Linked DNA regions of Mus musculus: all the other regions are linked to region 3. A link is a loop called in an ENCODE intact Hi-C map of the cell type or tissue named here. Cell type or tissue: gastrocnemius. All regions are shown on one strand. Region 1 overlaps Med13l (mediator complex subunit 13-like). Region 2 overlaps Med13l (mediator complex subunit 13-like). Region 3 overlaps Med13l (mediator complex subunit 13-like).

Region 1 (2,500 bases), 60 kb after region 3:
CACGGCTGCTCAGCAAGAGGAGGCACTTACAGTTCTCAAAGGAAAAGAGCATAAAGAAGACACCATTCCCCGGGGCAAACACAACTGTCAGCTGACACCTTTGGCTCAGGCCCATGCTCAAAGAGCAGTGTCCTCCACCTCTTTCAGTGGTCATCCTGCTGGCCAGTATAATTAAAATGTAGTGTGTCTGCTGAAAGTGGCCCACACCTTTAACCCCTGCACTCGGGAGGCAGAGGCAGGCGGATTCCTATGAGTATGAAGCCAGCTTGATCTACAGAGCAAGTTCCAGGTCAGCCAGACCTACAAAGTGAGACTTTGATTGTAAAATAAATAAATAAATAGCATTTCTATAACTTAAAACAAAACAAAAAAAAATTTTTTTAAATAAGTCAATCTTTGCTTAACTCTTGCCAGTATATTCTCACATTAATGACCTACGTGTGTGACATGAAGCAGCTCGGGAAGAGCAGTCCATGCTTACACGAGTTTTAATAGTGCTGCAACAAGCTGGTCTCACACAACAGCACTCACTTTGCTATCAAGCCAGGCCATGTGTTTTCTAACTTGTTACGAAATGAACTGAAGACATCAGGAAGGAGAAACAGAACCAAAAGTAACAAGGAAGAGCTGGGAGGTGGCTCAGCAGGTAAAGGTGCTTGTCACTAAGTTACCTGAGCCTAATGGCTCAGCAGGTAAAGGTGCTTGTTACTAAGTTTCCTGGGCCTAATGGCTCAGCAGGTAAAGGTGCTTGTTACTGAGTTTCGTGGGCCTAAGCCTTAGGATGTCTCCACAGGTATGCCATGGTGCACATGACCTCCCATCAATCAGTGATAGTTTAAAATATTTTTTTAAGATGAGAAACTAAAGGAGAAAAATGTTTAAAAATCCACACATGAAAAAACTAAAAGAATGCAACAGTTTTACATTCAAACAAACACAAATATAACCTACCAGCTAGAAGCTCTCTTAGAGACTCTGAAAACCCAAACCGTAGGTGGTGTGAAGCTCTAGCTGCATCTACATCACCTACTAATTACACGAGGTTTGGACATGGACATAAATTCTGAGTCTGCGGATGAGCGCACTAGAAAGCAACCTCCCCTAGATAGAGTGAACATACACTAGAGCATCAGGGAAGAGGTTTGCAGCCCAGAGGTAGCTCAATTAGTCCACTGTGCTATACTGCCCCCTAGCTGCTGTGGCAAGATACACCACCAACAGGAGAAAAAAAACAAAACAAAACCAAACAAACAGGGCTGCCAACAAGTTTCAAGAATTTGGCAGGAAATCCTTTAGGCAAATTTAGAACCTTTAAAGCAGACCCACAAGAATACACCGGAGTTTGCTTTATGTCTTCCCGTAATAAATAATAAGAACATAAACTAACGACACATCTCAGCAATGCCTGCAACATTTCAACCACAAACTAACTAGAGCGGATTAAGTTCTAAAGCCAGGCGAGAAGGGCCAGCACTCCCCAGAGAAGGGCCAGCACTCCCCACGGAGACATGGGCTAGCCAAGCAAGGCGCACAGCCTGTCACACAGCTCCACACAGCTCAGACTCAGGGAGTCCTCGGGCAGCACAGCAGCGTGGGAAGGCCTGCCTCCAAACCACAGAACAGCCTGGAACAGCTCCTGACTTAGAGAATTCTGTAGGACATGAATGAGAAACTTGGCGAGAGGAATGGAAACTACTAATAATATTTTCTGCTACTGTAAATGTATGGTAAACATAAAAAATAGTTTAGACTAACAAATATTTTTGCATTAATTCAAAGTTTCCAGGTGTCAGATGCAAACTGAAGTCAAAATTTAGTTAATTAAAAGTTAGTATTTCTGGAATCAGTAAGAGAAATAAACTGAGATACTTTAAAGAAACTTATCTTTCCCGAAAACAGTATCCAAGGTTAATTTAAGATTTGTCCAGTAAAAGATGCATTAGATTTCTGCATTTTCAATTTGCCAACAAAGAGTTGAGCTGTTCACATAGCTGTCTTACTAGTTACTCACAACTCACTATTAATTTAAAAACAGGGGTGCCAGGCGGTGGTGGCGTACACCTTTAATCCCAGCACTCGGGAGGCAGAGACAGGCGGATTTCTGAGTTCAAGGCCAGCCTGGTCTACAAAGTGAGTTACAGGACAGCCAGGGATATATAGAGAAACCCTGTCTCGAAAAAGCCAAAACACAAAACAAAAACAAAAACAAAACAAAAAAGCAGGGTCAGAGCCTTGTCTCCTCCCAGACACTGCCCACTGGGTACACAGTACTCTAACAGTAATGATTTCAGAGGCCAGAAGGACAGGGTGGTGAACCCCTGTACCCCAGTTGGCAAGAGGCTGAGCCAGAAGGAGTGCTTCAAGTTTAAGGCTATATGTTGACTCTGTCTGTAAATGATAAAAGAATGGACTTAAGGTGATCTTACAAGGTTCTAATTTTCAGCATGACTAAGGAAGAACAAGAGAGTTTAAGGAAAGAGAAATGTGGGGGGCGGAGGTG
Region 2 (2,500 bases), 52 kb after region 3:
AATCACTTATCAACAAGTCTCCTCCCTTCCTCCAGACTATGAAAGGAAAGAGTAAGCTATAAATCAGTCCTTCAGAATGTCTAGTTCAAAGGTAAAGCCAGAGGAAATATTTTCAAATATAAACCAAACCTAATGGACTTGCTGTCACATACATACATACATTCATACATACATACATATCCTCAATTTAAATGAAATATATCTATAACCCAAACCTTCTTCCAGTTTGGGCCCAGCAGTTTCTATGATCTTCACTGTTTTTTTTTTCTTCTTGCTTCTCCTACAGACAATCAGGGTGACAGGTGAGTGACAAGTCAAGATCACTTCATCCCAAGAGCTGAAGGCCAGGAAAGATGGCCGTGTCCTCACTGGGACCACGCCTGCTTTCTAACTGCCTATCTACCCAGTGGCCAGCAAGGATGTCTGGTAAACCCTACACTACCTTATTGCCATGCGCATGTCAACTGTTTCCCTACAGAGCACTCTTGCCTGACTGGTGAGTTACAAGGGATGTTTCTTTTACTGTAAGCCCTAAAACATCCCCAATGCCGCCTCTAATTTTAAAAATTATCAAAGTCCTGCATGCACTCATATACATATAAAAAATAAATCTTTAAAAATTAAATACGTAAGAGAAGGAAAGGGGTCATGACCCAGAGGTTGAAAACCGCTACTCTAGAGGGTCATCTGTGCATCTCTGTTAAATTAATCCACGAGGTGTTCCATGAATAAGTTGTCTTTTAAACAATATTATTTTAAAGCCAAGATACTGAATAAAAAAATAACTAAGTTTAGTTTCCTTAACAGTTAGTAGCTTTACTCTAGTTATGTAATTAAAATTCTCCGTACAGTAATTTGCATATTGGTAATTATAACCCATTCCTCCTAAATATAACAAAGGCAAGGTTAGATTTCTATCCTCACAAAACAACAGGCACTCAAACTTAAAGACAGAACAGTCCTGTGCATCCTAGCCACTTGGCGAGTCAATGGTATCTTTGCCCTTTGTGCAAAGTCAGAGTCAAAACGGGAGGGGGGTTGGGGGGGACAGGTGACTTTGTGAGCCAGATCTCAACGTTGGCTGGCTTCTCACAGCTCTCTCCTGGGTTCCTCAGAATACCTCTGGTGTCTCTGCCTGGAATTTCCGCTTAACATGCAATGGCATGATTGGCTGAGAGTCTCTTCAGATGGACCATCTGCCAACGGTTCAAAGCGTTTGGTTCAGAGGAAGGAATTAGAGCTACTTCTGAAAGGCATGCCAGCCACTGCCATGTGAGATTTAGGTAAAACTGTTCCTTTAGCTTTTCCATCTTTTCTTTTTTTAATAAAGCTTTTCCAAGTTCAAGGCCAGCCCCGTGTATTCAGTGAGTTCCAGGACAGTCAGGGTTACACAGGGAGACCCTGTCTCAAAAAGCAAACAAAACAGTTTCAAGCTTAACTCACCTATTTTAAAAAGAGTTACAGACTGAGAAAAAGTAAGGAAACTAGAAAATGCTTCCAATTTCTTTGTTCTGGTTTGTTTTGTTTGTGACAAGTCTTGAGATACAACACTGGCTGGCCTAGAACTCAAACTTAATGATAATTCCCCTGCCTCTTCCTAGGAATGCTGGAATTACAGGAATCCACCATGCTTTGGAAACACTGGTCCTTTGAATGCTTAGAGCCTGTATTCTAAACCGCTCTCAGCATTGAATTAGACTGCCCACACCATGAGAGCCCAGCAGCAACACCATCTGAGCGGCGTGCATGGACCACACAGCAGCCCAGCGTGGCTCTGGCGGCACCCACCGTATAAACACCTATCGCAGCAGCAGCACAGGGTCTGCTGAGACTGCCGGGAATGACATGGGAGTAAGACCTCAGCCAGTATTTGCTTCTTCCAGTTCAATTACCCTGTACTCAGACTTCCACATGGAAACCACATGACAAAGCCAACTTCTTCTAGATCCCCGCCTCTCAGGCTGAGGTACTGAGCACTCACCAAGCCAGTGCAAGGCCCTAGGTTTAAGCAACAGAGGGGAGAAACGGATTCTGATGTATCTGAAGAAGCCATCAACAACTGGTAACAGCTAAACTGCAAACGAACCAGCAAGGTGAATGAACCATCACGCAAGGGTGCTTGCTCGCGGTCAAGCTGGACAGCCTGAGTTCCAACCCACATCCCAGAGAGAGAGAGAGAGAGAAAACAGAGTCCCACAATGTGTCTTCTGATCTCTACAGATGAACTGTGGTGTGCACGCATGAACATGTGCACAGAAATATACACTCTCTGAAAGAATGAATAAAACTTAAACCATCTTAGAATTTGACAGAAAGTGTGTGTTCTACTCTTTAAAGAAAGAGTCTCAACCAAGACAGTGCTGGGTGAAGTTAAGGGACTAATTCACACAGCCCCACTAACCACAACAAAAGCCACCACCACGTGTTCTGTATGTACTAAATCTATCAAAACCAGAGGTACAGGCAAAGCAGCAGAACCTCGACTATTTCCTATAAGCCA
Region 3 (2,500 bases):
AACAGACATCTTAACCCTGGCAGCTCTCGCTGGCAGAGAGGATAGCTATGGTTAATGTACATACATTTTTGAGTGTTTTATTGATGGTTTTGTCTTTTGCTTTTGAGACTGGGTCTCTCTATGTAGTCCTGGAGCTCACAATGTAAACCAAACTAGCTTGACCTCAAACTCACTGAGCTCCTCTGCCTCTGCCTCCAGAATGCTGGGAGTACGTACACCACGCCTGGCAAAACAATACTTTACAATTCGATTGGAAATGAAGTATGCCTCAACAGGAAATCTTGCATACCACAAGCAAAGCTGCCTGTTTCCAAACATGCTGCTCTCTCATTTCCTTCCTTGATTTGTCCTGGAGCACTGACCACAGGCTGGCTCACCGTCCAGCTTAGATGAGAGCTCACTGCAAACCAGAGTTTCCCCGCTTTGTTTCAAAGCTGCATGCCCAATGCCCAGAACATTACTCAAGGAAGCGAGCATCTGAGAAATATCTAAGCCCTTCTTTTGGCATGGGGCTGGCATTGCTATTTCTGATACAGGTGACTTTTAGTACTCCAGCTAGAGTGACACTGTCACTGGCAGGAATGTGACACTACAGCAGGTAGAACCCAAACTGCTTTGTCCCTCTGAAATGCCACTCTTGGCAATATTAATTAGAGGAGCTTCCTGGATAAGGGCATGTCTTGAGGTGAACGGCAAACCAACCTACTCAGTTCTCACCTGCTGGTAAAAGGAATGCAGAAAACGGATGATCACAAGAAGCAGTCCAGAACAAACCCTCAGAGCAACTGTCTTCCCACACTGGGGCAGTCAGACGTGCCTGTGATTCCTTGCTGTCCAGCAGGAGCAGTAGCTGCCGTGGCACAGTTGTCACAGTGCAATCCCGTCACCTCACACACTGCTCTGCTACTCTACCACAGCTCCGTTTACAGAAGAGCAATGCCTGCTGTCCTGTTTGCTTCCCTTGTCTGCTAATTGTTTTCCTGTTTGTTTACTGTGTTGTTTTAAATGTGTCCTCTACCCATCCGAACATAATAACCATGAGAACAGACAGACAATAGGGCTGATCAAAACAAATACATATCCATTGAATTGAATTTAATAGAGATCAAGATGTCAATAAAATTAATCTTCAACTCACAACCTTATTTCTATACAATTCAATTAACATGCTAAGTATCCATACAGGAGCCTAATATGAGGGCAATTAAATAAACCCCAATTAATTTGCTACCATTCTGTATTCAAACCATTATGGAGGCTGGAGGCCAGCTGTGATCACACACATGAAAGGAATGCAGGCAAGCAGCAAACATTAGGTGGCGGCAGCACACTGTATTATGTGCCTCCTTCTTCACTTGTAGAAATCTGACCTATATAAACAGGATACACAAAGAGCTTTACATGTAAAAAATATGAATGGTCTAATACGGAAAATATATAAATAAAGTTATCCCTTAGTAACCAGGTTTTCCACATTATTTCTATAAAAAGGAAAACAGAACAGAACAACCCGATTGACCAGTGCCAGTGAGTGTGGCAATTTTCTGTACCATCTCACTCTCCATCTAAGCAGCCAGCTTCACCTTCACGATGGAAGACCATGCCTGCTTCTCAGCATCCTAGACACACAGCTTTGCGGGCCACATGCACTCACCAGCATCATCCTGCCTGCTGGCCTGCTTCACTAGCAGCCTGGCCAGTCGGTCGGTTGGTCGATCGGTCGGGCTCGGTATGGTGGCTAAGGTCTCCCAATTCCTCCACTTGGAGCCCGCCCATCACTTGCAGCTCAGCACAGCTCACTGAACTGTCTCCTGACACCCAGCCCACCCCTCTTCTGTTCTCTCGAAGTTAGACAGAGTAGCTCTATGGCTGTCGTCCTCTCATCCTGAAGCACACTGAGAATTGTGTGTCTACCTTGCAGGGGACTCTCCTGAAAGTAGAAGGTCTGGAAAGTTCAGAATGGCAGTCACACCCCTGTGCTTGGCTCTCCACACCACCCTCTAGCATACGACATACTTTATGCCCGTGGCTGACTTCTTTATCAAACTCCCCTACTAGAGCTTAAAATCCACAAATCAGGTTCAGATTTTCGCTTGGCTTCATCCCCAGGGCCTGGTAAACAGTGGCACTCAAACACTTCTGAGCAAATGTTCCCTCTTATCAAACAAGTACATCTAGAAATAGGGCTGTAGCTGCTTGGGGCTGGCCAGACATGTGGCTACAGATGTTCAAGGTACCTGAGCTTCAGAGCGAGACCCTACTTCAAAGGGAAAACAACCAAAACCTCCTACTATTATTGCCACTTGTTTTTTAAGGTCAAGCTTGCACAATTCATATATCCGTGTACATAAAAAACAAAATGACACTTTTAAAGCAATGATTATTTAAATCAAGTCTGTCATCTTGTTCATCACATGCTGGAATATTCTGGGTTGTTTGTTTGTTTGTTTTGTTTTGATTTTTAAGTAAAACCTCTCTTTACTGTGTCTTTATTGGAAGT

Evidence for each region. Hi-C counts contacts between places; a loop is a spot of excess contacts. Peaks named below come from ENCODE experiments on the same cell type or tissue, not always from the same donor. Only the 100,000 strongest peaks of a DNase experiment are listed, where the experiment ranks them.
Region 1: a loop joins it to region 3, with 4 times the contacts of the local background. A loop is called at or near these places in 15 of 42 quality-filtered maps.
Region 2: a loop joins it to region 3, with 2.3 times the contacts of the local background. A loop is called at or near these places in 15 of 42 quality-filtered maps.

What each region holds. Positions count from the first base shown.
Region 1 is chr5:118,593,717-118,596,216 of GRCm38, reverse strand. All of the region lies in intron 2 of Med13l (mediator complex subunit 13-like), which reads right to left. Among named protein-coding and RNA genes, the nearest start is that of Med13l, 34 kb to the right of the region's middle. In gastrocnemius, a CTCF peak has its summit at 1,197; DNase peaks (open chromatin) are centred at 1,176 and 1,511; H3K4me3 peaks cover 448 bases; H3K27ac peaks cover 835 bases.
Region 2 is chr5:118,601,568-118,604,067 of GRCm38, reverse strand. The region is part of intron 2 of Med13l (mediator complex subunit 13-like); the gene reads right to left. Among named protein-coding and RNA genes, the nearest start is that of Med13l, 42 kb to the right of the region's middle. In gastrocnemius, no CTCF peak of the experiment used is centred here; a DNase peak (open chromatin) is centred at 1,141.
Region 3 is chr5:118,654,012-118,656,511 of GRCm38, reverse strand. The region is part of intron 2 of Med13l (mediator complex subunit 13-like); the gene reads right to left. Among named protein-coding and RNA genes, the nearest start is that of Med13l, 95 kb to the right of the region's middle. In gastrocnemius, CTCF peaks have their summits at 610 and 1,304; DNase peaks (open chromatin) are centred at 1,305 and 1,717; H3K27ac peaks cover 496 bases.